Regions from separate parts of the Homo sapiens genome. Here region 1 is linked to region 2. The links are chromatin loops, found by intact Hi-C in ENCODE. Cell type or tissue: CD14-positive monocyte. All regions are shown on one strand. Region 1 overlaps OSBP2 (oxysterol binding protein 2). Region 2 overlaps LIMK2 (LIM domain kinase 2).

What was found. Peaks named below come from ENCODE experiments on the same cell type or tissue, not always from the same donor. Only the 100,000 strongest peaks of a DNase experiment are listed, where the experiment ranks them.
Region 1: a loop joins it to region 2, with 4 times the contacts of the local background. A loop is called at or near these places in 2 of 110 quality-filtered maps.

The regions. Positions count from the first base shown.
Region 1 is chr22:30,761,298-30,766,297 of GRCh38, reverse strand. All of the region lies in intron 2 of OSBP2 (oxysterol binding protein 2), which reads right to left. Among named protein-coding and RNA genes, the nearest start is that of MIR3200, 32 kb to the right of the region's middle. RefSeq lists a silencer at 2,319-2,368. In CD14-positive monocyte, CTCF peaks have their summits at 2,162 and 2,366 (motif pointing left); no DNase peak of the experiment used is centred here.
Region 2 is chr22:31,270,074-31,275,073 of GRCh38, reverse strand. LIMK2 (LIM domain kinase 2) reads right to left here. Exons shown (of 16, transcript NM_005569.4): 12 at 3,873-3,938; 13 at 2,370-2,544; 14 at 1,567-1,622. Among named protein-coding and RNA genes, the nearest start is that of PIK3IP1, 20 kb to the left of the region's middle. In CD14-positive monocyte, CTCF peaks have their summits at 1,810 and 2,014 (motif pointing right); DNase peaks (open chromatin) are centred at 2,073 and 2,393; H3K27ac peaks cover 2,102 bases.

The DNA of each region.
Region 1 (5,000 bases), 510 kb after region 2:
GCCACCAGAGAAACAGAAACTAGTCCCTTCCATGAGCCATACCCTTCACTACTACCAGTTTTTTGTTTTTGTTTTTAGAGAAAGGGTCTTGCTCTGTCACCCAGGCATGATCATAGTTCACTGAAGCCTTGACCTCCTGGGCTCAAGTGATCGCCCCACCTCAGTCTCTTGAGTAGGTAGGACTATAGGTGTGTGCTACCACACCCAGTTACTATTATTACTTTTTTTGAAAGATGGGGTCTTGATATGTTGCCCAGGCTGCTCTCCACTCCTGGCCTCAAGCGATCCTCCCACTACAGCCTCCCAAAATGCTGGGATTACAGGCATGAACTGCCATGCCTGGCTCCACTATCAGTTTTAATGACCAATAATTCACGCTTATATTCCATTTTCTCAGTTGGGGTGAGAACCATGAAGAGAAAGTCTCTGATGAAGAAAGGGTATAGCACTCCTGATATAGACAGAAGTGGTTTTCTTAGGTAGAGAGAGGGGCTGCACCTAGGCCTAGAAGGCAGGGGCCAAAAACTCAGATACAATGCACTTGATGAACAATAAGGCCCTACACCATCACTTTTGTCTTCCTGGATCCAGCACATTAAATAAATATGTGGAGTAAAGCTGAATTAAACCTCCCTCCAAGAAAAACATGGAATTTGGAGATGGGGGAAGAGAGATAGCAGCAATAAGCAATCCAGGGAGTCTGACAGAGCGGACTGTGCTTCTCAAAGTGAGAAGCTTGGAGGGCTGGCAGGAGCCCTGTGTAGAATGTTTATTATAAAAATGGGGGAAGGTAGGGAGTGGTTGCTCACGCCTGTAATTCTAGCAGTTTGGGAGGCGGAGGTGGGCAGATCACTTGAGGTCAGGAGTTCAAGACCAGCCTGGACAACATGGTGAAACCCATCTCTACTAAAAACACAAAAATTAGCCAGGCATGGTGGCACAAGCCTGTAATCCCAGCTACTGGGGAGGCTGAGGCAGGAGAATCGTCTGAACCCGGGAGGTGGAGGTTGCAGTGAGCTGAGATCGTACCACTGCACTCCAGCCTGGGCAACAGAGCAAGACTCCATTTCAAAAATAAATAAATAAAAATAAAAAATAAAAATGGGGGAGGGCCGGGTGTCTCACACCTGTAATCCAGCACTTTGGGAGGCCGAGGCAGGAAAATTGCCTGAGCCCAGCAGTTTGAGACCAGCATGGGCAACACGGTGAGGCCCTGTCTCTATAAAAAAAATTTAAATTAAATTAAAACAAATAAAAATTAAAATGGGGGTCCCTAGGTGCCATATGACCATCGGATCTGAATCTCAGTGGTCCTGCCCTAGGAATCTGCAGTTTTAACATGCTCCCCCAGGAAGACTTCATGTCCCTCAAAGTAAGAGAGAAGTTATTCAGTTTTCTTTTCTTGTGTTGTTTAATCCATACCAGTCAAATTTTCACTCAAGTGAGTTCATAAGAGAGTTCTTTATACTGTCTGGCCAGCTGGGAGGATGGGGCTTCTCTCCTCCTCAGGACTGAGGGGTCTGAGGGTCAATAGCTTGAATGCACCTATATTTTCCCTTTGTTCTAAGGAGAGCATAACCCTGTTCCCATCCATCTTCTTAGGGAGTGAGGACAGAGGCAGTGGCCACAGAAGAACCTGGATCAGTATCTGCAGGCATTCTCCAAGCCCTAAGGAATGTCTCCCCCAACAAGTAAGAAACACTGTGCTTTGTGAAGTCATTCCTTCAAACGGGAAGAGAGGACTGTTAAGTGGACCAAGCCCACTTGCATCCCCAGGCACACAGGCAGCAGGGTTCCCGAGAGCTGTTTACAGAGCCAGAACAACGCCACACTCCCTGGGAATTTATTTCCACCTCAGTGGGATCACACCCAACAGGAACAGGAGGAAATTCTTCCAAGTCCTACCTGTTAGAGGATTTTCATTTTGGAGCAATAGGGTGGCAGGCTGTCCAGGTATTCTTTAGGGCCAGCCTCTAGGGCCACCAGCCACCCAACCCCCTCCTCATCCCCGCCCACCCCACTCTACTGCCTGCTCTAGTTGCTCTAAGGGCAGAGCCTGGGCTGCCTGGGATAATTCCAAGTGCTGGGCTGTGATATCAGAATAGAGTTATGACATCAATGGAGGGTAGGCGAGCCTAGGGGAGGCGAGAACCGGGGAGCCCCTGAGGCGCTAGGCTAGCCCCCCAGAAGTGAAGGCCCAAGAGGGAGGTGGCCAGCTCTGTATCGGTTTCTTACAAACCTGAACATCAGAAAATGACTCACAGGTACGGAGAGATTTGTTGCAAGCCAGCCAACCTGCTGGTGCTTCCCTAGACACTGAGTTACAGAAAAGAAAGCGAACAAGCCATCTTCTAGCGCCCCCCTGTGTCAAGTAAAAGGATACTATCTCTTTTCTGACTTGGAGGTTTGCCTTTGGACCAGGGAGTTGGGAGCAGAGACCCCAAGTGGGCTGGGGGTCAAGGTCCCCCAGGATAGGGTTAAATGCTCGTAGATAAAATGCAGGATGCCCAGTTACATTTGAATTTCAGACACACAATAAATAAATTTTAGTATATAGACTGCCCAAATATTGCATGAGACATCCTTATACTAAAATATTATTCGTTTTGTATTTGAAGCTCAAATTAAACTGGGTGACCTGTGGGTTTTTTTTTTTTTTTCTGTCACTCTGTTGCCCAGGCTGGAGAGCAGTGGCTCAATCTCGGCTCACTGCAACCTCCACCTCCTGGGTTCAAGCAATTCTCCTGCCTCAGCCTCCCAAGTAGCTGGGATTAGAGGCATGCACCACCACACCTGGATAATTTTTGTATTTTCAGTAGAAACAGGTTTCACCATGTTGGCCAGGCTGGTCTTGAACTTCTGACCTCAAGTGATCTGTCCACTTCAGCCTCCCAAAGTGTTGGGATTACAGGCGTAAGCCACTGCACCCGGCCAACCTGTGTTTGTATATTTTGAATCTGCCAATCCCACTCAAGGAGCTTTTGAAAAAAAATACAAATACCCTCTGCACCCAAAAGTCATTCTCATTCTGTTTTAGCAGGGCAGGGGACTTCTTGGGAACCTGTATTATTTTAAAGCTGCGAAAGTGACTATCAATAACTGCAGCTTACTTTAGTCGAGTGTTTGCCAAGCCGTGTGCCAAGATCTCTTCACACATTATCTAAACTAATCCTCACAGCACCTCTAAGAGTTGGTTCTATCATGAAACCCATTTTACAAAGGAGAGAAATGATGCAAAAGACGGCAAGCAACTTGTCCAAGGTCACACAGTGGGTAAGTGTGGGAGCCACGATTTGAACCCAGGCAGGCTGGCTCCAGCATCTCTGCTTCCACTGACTTAGAAATCTTTGATTGAAGGGACCCTGGGAAGCACAGAATTGAAGCTTCTAGGGGACTGACAAGCGGGGACTCTGAGGCTCTAGGAAGCCCATGCTCAGACTAACTGCTACGCTACCATGCTCGAGGGGCTGAGCCAAGGAGCAAACACCTGGGAGCAAACATCTGGCCCAGGCAGGAGGCTGGCTCAGAGAAGGCTTTCCTGAATGGCCTCTCCCTGGAGGGTAAACAGACTTGAGGAAAATAGGGTGTGGGAAGGGGCTGGATACTAGGGAACAGACCTTGCCAACAAGAGGTACAGCATTCACGCTGGCTGGCAGCAAGATGGTGTGCCAGTGAAGACAGCAGAAGCTGGATGGGTCTAGAGCGCAAGAGGAGCCAGAGAAGAGACATAAATCAAAATTGCATTTTTTTTTTTTGGAGACGGAGTCTTGCTCTGTTGCCCAGGCTGGAGTGCAGTGGTGCAATCTCAGCTCACTGCAAGCTCTGCCTCCTGGGTTCACCCCCTGCCTCAGCCTCCCGAGTAGCTGGGACTACAGGCGCCCGCCACCACGCCCGGCTAATTTTTTGTATTTTCAGTGGAGACAGGGTTACACCGTGTTAGCCAGGATGTCTCGATCTCCTGACCTCGTGGTCCACCCGCCTTGGCCTCCCAAAGTGCTGAGATTACAGGCGTGAGCCACCGCGCCCGGCCCAAAATTGCATTTTATTTTTATTTTATTTTTTATTTTTTATTTTTTGAGATGGAGTCTCACTCTGTCACCCAGGCTGGAGTGCAGTAGTGTAATCTCGGTTCACTGAAACCTCTGCTTCCCAGGTTCAAATGATTCTCTCCTGACTCAGCCTCCAAATAGCTGAGACTACAGTTGCACACCACTATGCCTGGCTAATATTTCTATTTTGGGTAGAGATGGAGTTTCGCCATATCGCCCAGGCTGGTCTCGAACTCCTGGGCTCAAGTGATCCACCCGCCTCGGCCTCCCAAACTGCTGGGAGTATTATAGTTGTATGGTTTACATTTTGAGTTAAATTTTATATAAATAAGAAGTATAAATCAAGATTCATTTTATTGCATATGGATGTCCAATTGTTCCAACACTACTTGTTGAAAAGACTAACCTTTCTCAATTAAATTGTTTCTGCACCTCTGTCAAAAGCCATCTGACCATATTTGTCTGGGCCCATTTCTGGACTCTCCATTCTGTTCCATTAATGTATATGTCTATCTCATTAATCTATATAGTGTTTGCCAACATCACACTGTCTTGTTTCTTTATGATAAGTCTTAAAATTGAGTAATTACTCCACCTTTATTCTTCTTTTTCAAAGTTGCTTTAGCTAGTCTAATTTCTTTATCTTTTCATATAAATGTATAATAAGTTTGTCTATGCTGAGAAAATGTCCTGCTGGGATTTTTTTTGGAATTGCATTCAAGCTACTGATCAGTCAAGGGAAAACTGACGTCTTTACTCTCTTGAATCTTCTGATCCATGAGCATTGTATGTCTCTCCATTTATTTTGGTCTTCTATTTCATCAGTATTTAACACTATTTACATATAGATACTATATTTGTTTTGTTATAATTATATCTAAGTATTTCATGGGGTCATTGTAAGTGATTTTTAAAAATTTTTTGTTACCAATTGTTCATTGCTAATACACA
Region 2 (5,000 bases):
TGTGGACAGGAAGAATGGCAGAAGAGGAGGTGGTAAAATAGGTTAGAGAGCTCTCCCCAATCCCCAATCATCTCTCCAAATCTTACTAATCCAGACCTGTATCCACTGAGAGCTGGGTTACTGAAGAGGACTAAGAAGGGGCTTCACTGCAGAAGCCAAGTGTTCCAAATCAGCATCTGCTCCTAGCTTCCACTCATCCTACCCTGCCTTGTCTGTGTCTCCTTGTGGCTGTGTGTGTGTGCCAGAGTTAAGGCTCTATGAGGTGCTGGATCTGATTCATGTCTGAAACCCTCTGGCACCAGCCCAGTGCTCTGAACAGAGGTGTTCAATTAATATTAAAGAAAACAATTTTTTAAAACAAATCTTCCTTCATGGCCAGGCACGGTAGCTCATGCCTGTAATCTCAGCACTTTGGGAGGCTGAAGCGGGTGGATCACCTGAGGTCAGGCATTTGAGACCAGCCTGGCCAATATGGCGAAACCCTGTCTCTACTGAAAATACAAAAATTAGCCAGGCGTGGTGGCGCACACCTGTAGTCCCAGCTACTTGGGAGGCTGAGGCAGGAGGATTGCTTGAACCTGGGAGGCGGAGGCTGCAGTGAGCCAAGATTGCACCTCTGCACTCCAGCCTGGGTGACAGAGTGAAACTCCATCTCAAAAACAAAAACAAAAACAAAACATTCCTTCATTATCCTAACCATCCCTTGTCTCTCCTCTCCTCTACCCCTCACAACTTTGTAGGAATTACAGAAGGCTTTGAATGTGTGTGTGTTTGAGTCGCTGAGATATGCTGTCACCTGACTAAACTCCTAAAGGTAGGAATCTTTCCAAGATTCCTCACTCTGTCCACGTGGTACCTGGCACAGGGCTGACACTTCCTAGAGTGGCTACTTCTACTTGAAGGGAACTGAGAAGGGCTACATTTGGCCCAAGAGCTAGCTAGACAGCCACATGAACAGTCTCTTGCCCTTCCTTCTGGAATTCTGAGTCTCATCTGCCCCTTATCGACCATGTGCAAGCCACTGCCCTCTTCCAAGCCTCAGTTTCCTCAACTAAAAAAAAAAAAAAAAAAACCTGGCCGGGCGAGGTAGCTCACGCCTATTAATTCCAGCACTTTTAGAGGCTGAGGCAGGCGGATCACCTGAGGTCCGGAGTTCAAGACCAGCCTGGCCAACATGGTGAAACCCTGTCTCTACTAAAAATACAAAAATTAGCCGGGCATGGTGGTGTGTGCCGGTAGTCCCAGCTACTTGGGAGGCTGAGGCAGGAGAATCACTTGAACCCAGAAGGCAGAGGTTGCAGTGAGCCCAGATTGTGCCACTGCACTCCAGCCTGGGCAACGAAGTGAGGCTCCATCTAAAACAAAAAAACCCTGCCAGTCCTTCTCTTAAGACCAATGAAACACGAACGTGGCAAAGATGTGCAGATGCGTTATAAACCATAAAACCCTACACCCATGTTGATTTTAGTCAAGCTAGTCATCCCTAGGAGGAGATGCCCCAGTTCCGAGGGAAGGCAGAGCTGCTAGGCCTGCTGCCTCGGGCATGGCCTTGGTGCCAGAGCTCACCTCACAGAGAACGATCCCAAAGGAGAAGATATCCACCGTCTCATCATAGCTCTTTCCTTGGGGAACACAGGAGAGCACACTGTTAAGTTTACATCCCTTACCTGCTCTGCACTGGGTCTAGGGTCAATCTAAGCCACAGCTAAGAACTAGGGCTAGAACAGGTTCTGTAGGGACACCCCACAGGCTGTCCTGCGCAGACACCACCTGAAAATAGTCCTTCCTCAGCTGTAGGTGAACTGCCTTGGAGAGCCCTTATAACATAACACTGCCTAGGATGAAACTGCACGTTAAAGTGGAAAAGAACCAGACTAGGGTTCATCTAGCCTCTGCCATTAGGCAGCTGTATGCTCCTAGGCAATTCACTGAACTTCTCTGGGCCTCAGACTCCAAAATGGATTGTATTCAGACCATTTCTGAGGCCTCACAACCCTGATTTCAAGAATCCCAACCAGCATCTCTGGTTGGTTTGAGCATTATCCACCAGAGGGCACCACACTTCAGTTCTCACCATGGAGAGAGAAGGCTAAAGCTGGGACAATAGCCTGAGCTCTTAGCGATCCCTGAGGCACAAATGCCACAGTCAGAACTCACCTTATCCCCCATGATGGGACACTGATCAGTTCCCAGCCCCCTGAGCTCAGGAGCTAAATCGTGAGGCCCCACCTGGCAAGGGAAAAATATCCTCAGCTCTGGGTATCCGGTCCTACGCTTCACAGGCCTCCCCTGGAATTCCCAGGGCTCTGATGCAAGGGCAGCATCTGTCCTCCCTCTGCGGGTGTCCCCTCCAGGGCTTCAGGACTCACCGTTCAGCATCTCAGGGGCCATCCAGTAGGGGTTTCCCACCACCGTGTAGCGCTTCTTGCGGTCGTTCTTGCGCAAGGTGCGTTTCTTGGTGGTGGCCTTCTCCATGGGGGCCCTTTTCCTCTCTTCCACTATGAGCCGTGACAGCCCAAAGTCTGCCACCACCACAGTCTTGTCCTGGTAGGATAAAAGACAGGTCAGGACTTCATGGGGATGTTCTCAAACCTGGCCCTGGGGAGGAAGCATAGGCAAGAGAAGCCACTGAGAAGGGGAGAAAAGGTGTATAGCAAGGGAGAATCAGAGCAGAAAGCTCTATCAAATAGACACACTCAGGCCAGGCACGGTGGCTTCCACCTGTAATCCCAGAACTTTGGGAGGCCAAGGCGGGTGAATCACCTGAGGTCAGGAGTTCAAGACCAGCCTGGCCAACATGGCAAAACCCCGTCTCTACTAAAAATACAAAAAAAAAAAAAAAAAAATTAGCTGGGCGTGGTGGCACACGCCTGTAGTCCTAGCTACTTGGGAGGCTGAAGCAGAAGAATCACTAGAACCCGGGAGGTAGAGGCTGCAGTAAGCCAAGATTGCACCACTGCACTCCAGCCTGGGAAACAGAATGAGACTCCATCTAAAAAACAAAACAAAACAAAACAAAAAAACAGACACACTTGGCATTTGTGTTTCTGAGGGTCTGGTATCTGTGCACAGCAGACTCCCAGCCCACAGTGGGTTCATGGCAGAGCCACTGGAGCCCTGGAGGTGAGGCTCAGGGACTTGGAGAGTGGAACTCAGAGGTGGGACAGGGGGTTGCTTTTGTTTTTCCCTGTCCTGTCTTATTCCTAAAATGATTTCAGGCAGTGGCTAGAACCAGGATAAGACAGAAAAAGGCAAGGTGGAGGCAGTAGATGGGGAGACTTGGGGGAGACAAGCTCTTTGAATAGCTACAGGGCAGTCATGTGGGAAAGGAATGAAGATTGCGTGGTGTGGGTCTAGAGGGCAGAGCCAGGGCCAGCCGGTAGACACCCAGGAAGCCAGATAGCAAGTCAGTAAGACAAACAACATTGTAACCACCACAGCTGAGGGGCAGTGGGAGGAATGCTGGTCTCAAACTGGTCCCTGTAAATTTACTAGCTCGGTGGCCTCAGGCTGAGGCTTCAGGTGCCACCACTGTAAAATGGGGTCAGCAATGAACTGTTTTACAAGACTACTATGGGGCAAAAGCAGGTAAAATGACAGGGTTTTCTACATATAGTCAACAAACTTCTGAAGTCCCTTCTAATCAAATTATTTCAAAGGTTGCTAATGAGAGAAGGTGAAATTATGTCTGTGTGTGTCTCGGAGCTCCCAGAGGACAGAGAAGGGCATTGGAAGAAGCAGGAAGGGAAAGATAGGAGCTCCTAGGCAACACCTCTGCCCTCTAGCCAGAGGGGACAAGTCAGCCTCCTTTGTGACAAGGAAGCCAGGAAGGATAGGACCCTGGAGGCCAGGCCCAGAGCAGTGGGACATACCAACTTGATGAGGCAGTTGTGCGAGTTCAGATCCCGGTGGATGATGCACATAGAGTGCAAATAGGCCTGGAACAGAAGCATGAGCTGAGGCTACAGGGCCAGCAAATCAACTAGACCCTGAATCTGGAATTGGGCGCCATAGATGCTCTCCTACCAGGCCATGCCCACCCAGCTTCAGAACCCAACCTGGACAACAGGGCCAGGGCCTCCTATGGCCTCTCCCTTGTCCCAATACCAACAGGAAGCCTGGACTTCCTCTGCTTCCCTGCTGCCATCTCCTGCCCATCCTTTGGTTCACCAATCACTAGCACAGTGGCTGGCCAAAGCCCTCACAGCTCTCTCCTAATGTCCCCAACTTCAGAAAACCCTGGCCGTTGCAGCACCCCCTCCACCTCTACCCATTTTACTTAGATCCAGGCTGCTCCCTCCTCCCCACTCTCCCAATCTCTGGCTTGAGCCACTTTGGATCCTTCCTGCCTGCAACAGAGAAGTGACTTCTTGCTCCAGCTAGCTCTGTCTTTCAGACATTCACCTCCTCTAAGACTCCACCTTCCCCACTGTCTAAACTTTAAGCTCTCCCCCTTCCTACCAAAATGTTTGTCAACAAATTTGTTTGTTATGTCTCCTCTCCAGGCCTCCACCACTGACTCTTACCACTCTCAGGAGCAACTTCCTTTCTCCTTCCCTTGCAAATGTAGAAGGAGCCACTCCTTGCTCTCCAGCCCCCTGCAATACTACTTTCATCCCTTAGGCTCCTGGAGCTGCTCACACACCCAGGGAGCTCTTCCTGAATCGCTATAGCTCATGACCTGCCTGCCTGCCTGCCTGAGGGAGTGCTCCTCAAAGACTGTCCACAACTTTCCTATGCTACCTGATCCTGAGACTCTTGTGTGTCTGTTTTTTTCTTCCAGCCTTTTCAGTGTCAGCCCTGCTCAAAGCCATCTCCTCTTCACAAGCTGAGACACCCCCACCAGCTACATGGATGCCTCTTCTGTCCCACAGCTCCAGCTGCCCCTTCTCTGCAGATTAGGTGACTAGCAGCCTCTCCCTAAGCCAGTCTCATGGAGCCAGTTTCCTGCCCAGAAGATGCTGATAGGTTCTGCTAGCACAGAACAGCAGGGATCAATG